Regions from separate parts of the Homo sapiens genome. Here region 1 is linked to region 2. A link is a loop called in an ENCODE intact Hi-C map of the cell type or tissue named here. Cell type or tissue: PC-9. All regions are shown on one strand. Links, peaks and the distances in the headings refer to the core of each region. The heading gives the core; the rest is flanking DNA.

Evidence for each region. Hi-C counts contacts between places; a loop is a spot of excess contacts. Peaks named below come from ENCODE experiments on the same cell type or tissue, not always from the same donor. Only the 100,000 strongest peaks of a DNase experiment are listed, where the experiment ranks them.
Region 1: a loop joins it to region 2, with 4 times the contacts of the local background. A loop is called at or near these places in 12 of 110 quality-filtered maps.

The regions. Positions count from the first base shown.
Region 1 is chr1:41,770,925-41,776,298 of GRCh38, forward strand. All of the region lies in intron 1 of HIVEP3 (HIVEP zinc finger 3), which reads right to left. Among named protein-coding and RNA genes, the nearest start is that of HIVEP3, 150 kb to the right of the region's middle. In PC-9, for the core only: CTCF peaks have their summits at 1,987 and 2,194; a DNase peak (open chromatin) is centred at 2,347.
Region 2 is chr1:41,670,285-41,675,658 of GRCh38, forward strand. The region is part of intron 2 of HIVEP3 (HIVEP zinc finger 3); the gene reads right to left. Among named protein-coding and RNA genes, the nearest start is that of EDN2, 190 kb to the left of the region's middle. RefSeq lists enhancers at 541-1,131, 2,314-2,903. In PC-9, for the core only: no CTCF peak of the experiment used is centred there; DNase peaks (open chromatin) are centred at 467 and 2,167; H3K27ac peaks cover 2,883 bases.

The DNA.
Region 1 (5,374 bases), core at 75-5,074, 100 kb after region 2:
CAGAACTCTCTAGAGCATGCATTGTCAACGGGGCATTTCTCCCCCAAGGGGAGAAAATTGTCTGTTGGGTAGAAAAAAAAAATCACAATGGTTTGTGGCCCTCTAAAGGGCCACAGTACATAAATAGATATCCAGCATATCTGTGGGACTAAAATTTTATGGGAGAAAAATCATAGAAATAAACACCTAAACAGACTCCTGGGGTGGGAGTGGAGCAATGATGAAAATAAAATTGGTTGAGAAATCCTGCTCTAGAGGTACCATCTTTGCACCTCCCTTATAAATAGAAGATTATTTCAAAAAATAATTTCAATTGCTGTTTCTAAAAGTTGGTCTGTGAAGACCTTACCTCCCCACCTCCCCCCACCCCCAAAAAATTAATTTACTAAAAAATAATCCTCTGGTCACTTGTACCTGTAAAACAGTTTCAATTTAGTAATTAATAAGGCTGACCTGGAGTAATAATAATAGGAGAAAAGAAGTTAAACTTTAGCCAAATTAAAGCTTCTCTCCTCCGGAGCTCAGGCCTGCCTCAAGCTGGCCCCTGCAATGGGAAAGCAGTTTAGGTTGACCTCTTCTCTCCTCTCCTCCCTGCCCCGCGTGTCTACCCCTCCTTGCTGGGCTGCCGCTGGCTGCTTTGTGGTTTTGGCAGGAGGGGCTGGAAGGGGTAAGGAAGCAGGAGGAGTTGGATTTGACTGTTGCTCTCAGGAACTGACAGTACTCTCGGGGCTTGGCAGGTTTTTTTGTTTTGTTTTGTTTTTTGAGATGGAGTCTCACTCTGTCGCCCAGGCTGGAGTGCAGTGGTGTAATCTTGGCTCACTGCAACCTCTGCCTCCCAGGTTCAAGCGATTCTCCTCAGTCTCCCAAGTAGCTGGAACTACAAGCACATGCCACCATGCCCGGCTAATTTTTTTGTATTTTTAGTAGAGATGGGGTTTCACCGTGTTAGCCAGGCTGGTCTCAAATTCCTGATCTCGTGATCCGCCCGCCTTGGCCTCCAAAAGTGCTGGGATTACAGGCGTGAGCCACCGCACCCAGTCCCTGGCAGGTTCTTAAGCTGACTCTCCCTCTCTTGGGTCCAGTTTGGGTTTTTCAGAGACTCCCACTTGCCACGAGCGGCCTCTACCTGCAGCTGCTGCCGCGAGTGATGCCACCTCAAGTAGGCCATGCTTGACCTCCTGGTTCTAGTGGTCACTCTTACCAGAAGCCACTAAAAAGGCACCCAGGGTTGTGCATTCACTCTTTGCACCAGGATTCCTCTATACACCAGGAAATCTACACTTGGGCATGAACAGGGCCACATTCAGTCCCATTTGCCGTCAACACCTTCCATCTTCTAATCATGTGGAATCCTGCTGAGAGGAGAACGAGAGCTGGGATGAACTAATCTCTTCATGGCTTTTTGGGGACATGAGATGTGCCCTCCTTCCTGGTGCATGACAGGCACATTTCCACACAGGTTAAGCCAGCTGCAGGTGGGTTTTCTGGCACTTGCAGCCAAATGCATCAGAGCTCTCAAAGCTAATACTATGATGCACGGGAGAGGTGGCAGGGAAAGGAACAAAGAACAACAGAAGAGGGAAGGAGGTGGCAGCCATCAGAAGCTAACAGTGAAGAAAAAGGTGGAAGAAGCCATCGGCATGGTTTCAGCAGACCCGATGTGGAGATCAGTGACAACAGAGAACAAACAAAGAATAAAATAGGGCCAGGCACGGTGGCTCATGCCTGTAATCCCAGCACTTTGGGAGGCCGAGGTAGGTGGATCACTTGAGGTCAGGCGTTCAAGACCAGCCTGGCCAACATGGCAAAACCCCATCTCTACTAAAAATACAAAAATTACCCGGGTGTGGTGGCAGGTGCCTATAATCCCAGCTACTCAGGAGGCTGAGGTAGGAGAATCGCTTGAACCTGGGACAGGTTGCAGTGAGCCGAGATAGTGCCACTGCACTCCAACCGGGGTGACAGAGTGAGACTCTGTATCAAAAAAATAAATAAATAAATAAAATAGGACCCATTTGTGTACTTACTGTCTACCAGGCACTGTTCTGAACACTGTATGTGCACTGCATATGCCCCACAGATTGACCCATTTTATGGAGTTTACAGGAAACAGGTTCATGGAATCAGTAAGTGGCAGGGCTAGGACCCAAACAATATGATCAAGTTCAGATGTAGATTCAGGAAACACCTACTGGTCAGCCAGATGCTGTGCTGGGTGCTTCCCTCACAAGGCCCCATTTCATCTAAATGCCAGCTTTGGAAGGTGTGGACTATTTACTGCATTCCACAGGTAGAGAAACTGGAGCACACAAGAGTGAAGTCACTTGCCAAGTGACTGGTGGAACTAAGCCCAGAACTCAGGTCTTGTGATTCGCAGTTCAATATTCTCTCTGCTGGGCAAGGCTGCCTTTCCTCATCTGCAGGAATGTGAATAAAAACATCACACAGGGATGGCGTTCAGTAGGGATGTGCTGAAATGACTGTACTGGTTGTGAAAGTGCTGAAATGCCTCTGTACCACTTGGTAATCAGCCACCGCTCTGAGCATCCTCAAACGCTGCCCTGGCTCCTTCTTCCCAGACACCCTCCCGGAATCCAGTATCTAAAGAATTTTAACTGAGGCCTCCAAGATGCTGTTTTGGTGCTCTGGCACACATCCACTTCAGCCAATTGGTAAATGCTTGGAATGTCATCTCTAACAACCATCTATTCCTCTGGTGCTTCATTCCTTCCTAAGCACTCTTGTACTGTTACCTCCTCTGATGTGCACAGATGAGAAAGCTGAGGCCCAGAGAAAGTAAAAACTGCCCGAGGTTGCCTGGTGATGCTGAGTTGAGCTAGGCTTAAGCCAAAGTCATCTGACTTCTGGTTAAGGGCTGTCTCCATTCTCCAGCTTTTAGTCAGTTAAATAGAAAATTTTATACTAGGTAGAGTTAAGAATTCTAAAATAGATAAAATTAGAACATGTCACAGATGAAGGACAAGTCTTTGTGAATGAGATTTGTCAATTAAAGACAAAATCAATGCTACTGGCAAAGATTCAGTAGGCCTGAGTTAAATGTAACACTCTTGCCCATTGTCATGTGACCTGCCTGAGCATCCTAGGAGCAGATGCTTCTGGCTTTGGACTTGACCATATGACACTTTCCAATGAGATGAGAGGGGATGTGCTGTGTGCTGGGTCTGAGGCAAAGCTGTTTCTAGTGATTGTGAGGTTCAGGACAGTCACTCCTGCACCTGCCTCTGCAACAAGAGAACAGCGTGTCTCGGGTTTGGCTGCACCTTCTGCCAAGGTCCCTGAATAGGAAGGCATACGGGGCCTTCAGAGCCCAGAGATGCCACCATCCTCACATCATGTGAGTAAGAAAATACATGTTTATTTTCATAAGTTATTAACATAGTGGGTTGTTTTTTCTATAGCACAAGCTGACTGATGCACTGGGAAGAAAGAATGCTTTGAAAATTTGAAGAATAAAAATGATTTGAGTTTAAAGTGTTAAAGGACTCTAGCTTCTAATTAAACATCATTTTGTGAGAAAGAATTCAGGCACATAATGGGCAAGTACTTAGAAGATATTTCGATTTTCCAGAAATACTTTTACATACACATATTTCAGAAAGGCTTGTAATCAATAAATCCTGGGCCATACATATTATGGAACTCCTAGGGCTATCTGTGCAGATTACTCAGAAATAGAAAATAAATCACATCTTTCCCAATAAAAGGAGTTGCTCAATTCACAGGATGATTAAATAATACATTTTAGAGTAAGATGAGATCTTAGGATCACTGCTTCTAATTAAAGTCATGTGTGAATTTTCACTTAAGTTTTCACAAGCATCTTTTATTTTATTTATTTATTTATTTATTTATTTATTTATTTATTTTTTGAGACTGGGCCTCACTCTGTCACTAGGCTGGAGTGCAGTGGCATGACCTTGGCTCACTGCAGCCTCGATCTCCTGGACTCAAGTGATCCTCCCACCTCAGCTTCCTAAGTAGCTGGGACTACAGGCATGTGCCACCACAACTGGCTAATTTTTTCTTTTTGTATTTTTTGTTGAGATGGGGTTTCACGATGTTGCCCAGGCTGGTCTTGAAATCCTGGGCTCAAGCAATCCTCCCTCCTCGGTCTCCCAAAGTGCTGGAATTACAGGCGTGACCCACCGCACCCAGCCACAAGTATCCTTATTTACTATTTTTGGTAAACTGAATAGCCACATCACATTCTGTTTTCTGGTGTTGAAACATGAATATTTTGAAACAAACTCCCTCCCTCCCTCCATCCATTCGTCCATCATATTCTGGATACAAGACAAACATCAAAAGTCTCTCCTCTTAGTCTTTGTGGAAGAAGACATTTCTGCGGAGCATATAAATTTGAATGGCAATATACTCCCTTAAGAGGGACTTCAGACACTATGCTGTTCTTTCTAGCAGAGCTGTTGGCTTCAGAATCTAAACAAAACTCCTGAGTTGCCAAAAACAGCCTTGCATTCTTCTTTCAGATCACCTCAAGGCTCTAAGAGGATGGAAGGAGTGTTTTTTGTTTGTTTGTTTGTGTTTTTGTTTTTTTGTTTTTTTGAGATGGAGTCTTACTCTGTCGCCCAGGCTGGAGTGCAGTGGCGCGATCTCGGCTCACTGCAACCTCCACCTCCTGGGTTCAAACGATTCTCCTGCCTCAGCCTCCCAAGTAGCTGGGACTACAGGTGCTCACCACCATGCCTGGCTAATTTTTTATTTTTAGTAGAGATGGGGTTTCACCATGTTGGCCAGGCTGGTCTTAAACTCCTGATCCTCATGTGGTCCACCTCCCAAAGTGCAGGGATTACAGGCATGAGCCACCGCACCCAGCCAGAAGGAGTGGTTTTGATACCTGAGCTTCCAACATGGAGAGTCCATGATTTCATGGATTCACTGTATGGCAAAATAAGCTCCTGACATCACACCCACAAAAAGGCCAGCATCCTACTCTGCAGACAACCCAACAGCCCAGCATTCTGCCTAGTCAGTTATGTGCAGTTACATGTGGACACAGTTATGTGCCTCCACATCCATTTTTATGTGTCCACTGTCAGTGAAGAATAGATCACAGAAGATCCACTGCAAGGGGAAATCTATAAAGATTTGGGTTTCCTGCAGCTGAAATAACAATAATAAAAGGGATGAGCTCCTTGGCATTTAAACAAAGCCCTCAGTCAGAACGTGAACAAAAGGAAAGAGGCTGCCAAGCAGGCCCTGCCCGTGCAGTCCATAAAAGAAAATCTTGTGGACCCTAGAGTTTACAAAGGCAAGAAACCTGTTCTTCTCATTGATGACTGGGCCCAGAACTTAAACACTGGCCACATGTCCATGAAGAAAAAAGAAAGAGCCT
Region 2 (5,374 bases), core at 120-5,119:
CAAACAGAGGCCCAGAGAGGACCTAGAAGCAGTTCCAGCAGAAGGACCCTATCTCCAGGGCATTGGCTTTCTCTGGAGCAGCCATGGCCCATGTTTAGCAAAAACAGGATGCTGCCCTGAGCCCAGGTGCCTCCATCCCCCCTGAATTCATGCACTCTGTAACACATGTTCAGCCACTATTGGCTGGGCCCTGTTCTAGGGACTTAGAGTGCATCAGTGAACAAAATGAACAAAAATCTCTGCCCCATGGAACTTATGTTCTAGGGGAAAGAGACAGACAGTAAACAAGAAACAGAATAAGTAAGTAAACTATAGAGCATATTAGCAGGAGGTATGGACTATGGCAACAAGGCAGAACAGAGTAAGGGAACCAGGAATGCAGGGGTGGGAGATGAGTCACAAGTTTAAATAGGGTGGTTAGAGTCAGCCTCATTGAGAAGGTGGCATTTGAGCAGCAACTTGAAGCAGGGGAAGAATTAAGCCACGCAGTTACTAGGAAAGGCCTTTATAGGCAAAGGGGCAACCAGTGCAAAGGCCCTGCGTCGGGCATATTACACAGGGCCTGGCAGGCCACCGTGAGAGCTGTGGCTTTCAGAGAGATAAAAGAAGGCCCACACAGAGGCCTCCAACAGATTCTACCCTTCCTGGAGTGTGGGGCCTGCTCAGGCAGATAATAGGAGAGCCAGAGGATGCCTGAATGGAGGTGGGAACGGTAGACAAAGAAGAGGTGGGAAGAAATTTTCCCTGATTATCATCCCTTTCTGCTTCAACCAGACACCCCCAAGCAAAGGCAGCTCCTGCGGGTGGGGGACAGGCCCCTCCCCACCCTGCCTCTCCTAAGCCTCCCTCTCAGGGGACTTGTGAGGAGTTAATGAAGTTGAGCCCAGGAAAGCACCACAGGTAGACTGTAGAACGCTGGGCCCCCAGCTGGCTATCACCATCACTGCCCAGCCTCGACAGGGAGGCAGGGGCTTCGCCTTTCCTCTGCTACACACTGGCAGATGCAAGAAGCAGATCCGCTCCGAAGCCTAGATGAAGTCGCAGTTAGCAGCCTAATTTTAGACTGAGCATCTGCTCTTCCGTCCCAGAGATGCAGCTCTGTCTGGGATTTGCTCCTTCTGGAATTGCCGGAGAAACGAATCCTGCTCTCGGGGGCAGGCACTGGTGGTGTCCAGATCAGAGCTGACCAATAGGCCCTGCCATGGGGAAGGCCTCAGGAGCTGTGCCACCCTGGCCATCCTGTGTCCTCCTAGCTGAGCTCCCATCTCACACTGACATCTACAGAGTCCTATAGCTTCCATCTTGGAGTCCCACTCTGCCTTCTCAGAAAGCCACAGGTCAAATGAGGCTCCGCCTCACGCAGAACAGGGGACCTCCTGGACAGGAGTGGCTTTTATCCATCCCCACACCCACAGCTCCCAGCGCAGACCCCGAAGAATTCATCCCAGGTGAGTACGGCCCAGTCAGACTAAGACTAGGAGAGCACAAAGGAAGGACCAGTTGTTTGCAAATCTTCCCAGGAAAGCTTGTCAGAGGAGATGAGTTTTGAGTTGGATTTTGAAGAGTGGGTAGGTATTTATCAGTGGAAAAGCCAGGAAAAGCTATGGAGGCAGGGGAAACAGCTGAAAAGAATATGAAAGTTGGAGAATGGCCTGAAGGGAGGGAGAAGAAAGTGGGGAGACCCTGGTGGGGATTGGGCAGGGGCTGGGTGCAGTTGAGTTGGGCCACAACTCCAGGCTAAGCAGTTGGGGTTGTATCTGCAGGTGGGAGAGTCTATGGGGGCCCTTAGCGCATGAGTGTGCTCTGACAGATGGCTGTGGAAGACTTCCAGGTGGGAAGCCCATGCCCCTCTCACCTGGGAGAGCCACTTTCCCTGTTGACTTCCTCCATGGTTTGCCAGGTCCTTTGGGGCCCTCCCCACCTCCCTGGCACATGTGGGGCAGGCCCCATGTGCAGAGTACACTGTGGATACTCACTCCCCTCCCAGACCCCCACCTGAGCTCTGCCCACACATCTCCTGGCATCAGGCCCATCACCTCCCACCCTTCTGACCGCTGCAGCCACTGCTTGGTCCTTGTCTGAATCCCCAGTTCCCATGGGCAGTGTTCTTTTGCTTCTCCGGCCTCAGCTTCTCTGCCCTGGGGCTGTTATCTCAAGATTCCTCAAGAATGACTCTGCAGTCCCACGTGCCTCTCCCTACCTTTCTGTTTGTGGGCGGCAAGCCCTGTTCTCTGAGCTAAGGACTTTCTACACATCACCTTGCTTTATCCCCCAACAATCCTGGAAGATGTTTATTATTTATCCCTTTTTACAGGTGAAGAAAAGGGTTTGATGAGCTTAATTTGTGATTGATCACACAGCCAGGAAGTGGTAGAGTGGAGGCCGTCTGCCTCTCAGTCCTCTCCCACCAGGTTCCCCCAGCCTTGAGGGCAGGGCTTGAGCAGTGATGCCCAGGCCAGAGGCAGTCAAGACATCTGGCCAGTTCAGGTGGGGAGTGAGGAGAGTGAAAGAGGAGGAAGACTCAGCCAGGGACCATGCCTGGATTCCCTTGAGAAAGAATGAGTTAAACACTTACGTAAAGAGATTTGCAAATAGATTCTACAAAACAACATTTGGATGATTTAAGTGTTAAGGAATCAGAACCATATGGATTAAATGTCCCTGACGTTACGTATGGTTTTAAAAATTAGAAGGAAATGTACCGGGAATATACACATGTATAAAATATGTAAAGCCAGGCCACATTTTTAGCTTTGTGGACATGGAGTTATTTGAAAAATACGGCACAGCTTCTCCCAGGCTGGCGGTCCCCCTGCCCCCTCCCCAGGCCTTGTCTTCTCCCCCACCAAATGGGGCTCAGCTCCCTCCCTAGGGGCCCAGCCTGAGAAAGAGACTTCCTGGAACAGCCGGCTAGCTGCTCTAACCACAGGACAGTTGGAGCCAAACAGCTGGGTCAGGAACGACTGGGGTCTCCCAGAGGCCAGATGGGTGGTCTCAGGTGCAAAGAGGCAGTGAGAGAATGCAAGTTTCCCAGGAGGACCTTTAAGTACTTTATAGAGAAGATGTTGAGTAGCTCAGGAGAGGCAGACAGCATTTTCAGTTCATTATTGCTTTTGAACCTCACTCAGTTTCCCCAGCAGCCACAGGAGGAAAAGGTTATTACCCCCATTTCATAGGAGGGGAGGCTGAGGCTGAGGAGGGCTGGCTGCTCGGCTTAGCTTACAGGCAGTGCACCAGACCACGACCTGGATTTCCTGGTTACACACCCAGAGCTTCTCCTCACTGTATCTCACTGCTTGAAACAAACCAAAACCGCGAGCCTGAGTCCAATTTCTTGAACTCTAAGCATTTTTTTTCTTTCAAGATTGTGTTAGCTTCTCAAGCTTGAAGGTTTATCTGGCAGGGTATTTTTGAGGACTCCCTAAGTATGAATAAATCAAGTTTGGTTGTGAGTCTAAATTGCACATGCTGTTGAGCTAGGGAAGAAGGGATAAAATGTTCAGTTTGGGAAAAACCAAACCATCAGAAATTTCCTGGCCAAGTCCTGGTGGTGAAGAGAGAGGATGAGAACAAAAAGCCAGTTCGTTAAAAGCATCACGTTAGGTGCCAGGAGTGTGGGACCTCCCTGAACCCCCACCCCAGCCCGTGCAGAAGGTGGGGTTGTCTTTCTTCTGCAGAAAAGGAAACAGGCACAGAGAGCTTTGATGATGCACAGCTGCGTTTCTAACCCCTGCCTCTCTGACACCAGGGCGGGGCATTTCCCTAAACCCAGCTGGCTGGGGCCGACCTCCCCAGAGGGGCTTGTCAGATGAAGCCAGAAGCAGGTTTGTCAGGAGAATTGAATGTCACCCAGACATAATCCCCGTGTCGGGAAAGCTGGCCCTGAGTCTGTCTCATGCCCCGCCAGGTCTCCAATGCCCAGTCCAGTGCCTGATGTTTGTTAAATGATCATTAAACAAATCAATGGGTGAAGAGGAAGGAGGCATCAAGGAACCACTACATCCTCCCCTTCTCTTTCTTCCATTCCCCACCCATGCCACTGTTTTGTGGACACAAGGGATGGCCTTCCCACGAATGTATTCATTCTGGCGATGCTTCATCCTGTTCAGTGGCATTCATGCTTACAGCCTGTCCAGAGCTCTCAGGGTGCTGACTGGAACCTGGAGTATTTCAAGGACGTGGGATTCTCAGGGCAGGAACCAGGGGAAAAGGAGAAAGGGCAGAGGAATGAGGACAGAGAAGGTGAGAGACTCCCAGCTCTGGAACTTCCTCCCTGCCCCGTACCCAGGACCCCTCCGTAGAGTTTGCAGTAGATCTGCCCGTCGATGGGTTTCCTATAATGGCCTATTCACAGGTGTCCTTTGTCCAGGGTTATCCCAGCCCCACCCGGCTGCCGGCCACCAGGATGGAATCCTCACGCTGAGATCACATCCAGCCGCCTTTCCACACAAGCACCTCTGAGGAGTCCCTTTGTCTGCAGCCTTTCCCATGGTCAATTACGTTGGGAAAACACTGCCTATTCCACAGTCACCTTGGAGCTCCCCAGTGTACACAGCAATGCACAAAGCCCTGAGAGGGGCGGGTAAAGAAAACAGCTCATCTTTAGTCCACACTTATTGGAACAGAACAGGGACTCCCCTTTTCCCCCACACAGGTCCCATCCTCTGCACCCCATTTTCACAGCCATGGAATTCTTAAAATGCTGGCACAGGCAGCCTAGAAAGCCCCTCAGAGGCCTTCTGCTGGCTTCTCATTTATAGAACCATCCTCCCATGGGTGTCCCTGTCCCCCCACAGGTACCCCAAATGTCCTTGACTCCAGGCTTTAATCCGTACCCCTGTGTGCCCCATGCCTGTCCTGCTTAAATCCTCTCAATGGCTTCCTTCTGCTATTAAGACAAAGGCCAAATTCTTCCACATGGTGTCCAAGGCCTGCTTCAGTGACCCCACCTGCCCCTCCTGCCACATCTCCCCCTCGATCCACCTGGGGCGTAGGGTCTTCTTTCGGTGCCCCCTGCCTCAGGGCCTTTGTACATGCTGTGTCTGTGCCTGGGACACTCTGCTCGTACATCCCTTCCACATCCAGCGGACTCCTCTTCAACCTTTCCATTTCCCCTTGCATGTCACCTCCTCAGGGAAGCCCTCCCCTGCCCCCAACTAAACCAGGCCCTGTGCACATTCCCCAGCACCAGGCATCTCCTCTCCAGAGCCTCTCAAGTAGCAGCATTTGTAACTTTTATTTATGTGTGCAGTCTTGTCAGATGAGAGTGACATGTATGTTTTGCTCACCATGGAATCTCCAGAAACTGTCAGAGTAGCTGTGACCCACATGGATTGTTTCTCAATGCTGAGCCCTGGGATCAGAGAACTGATCA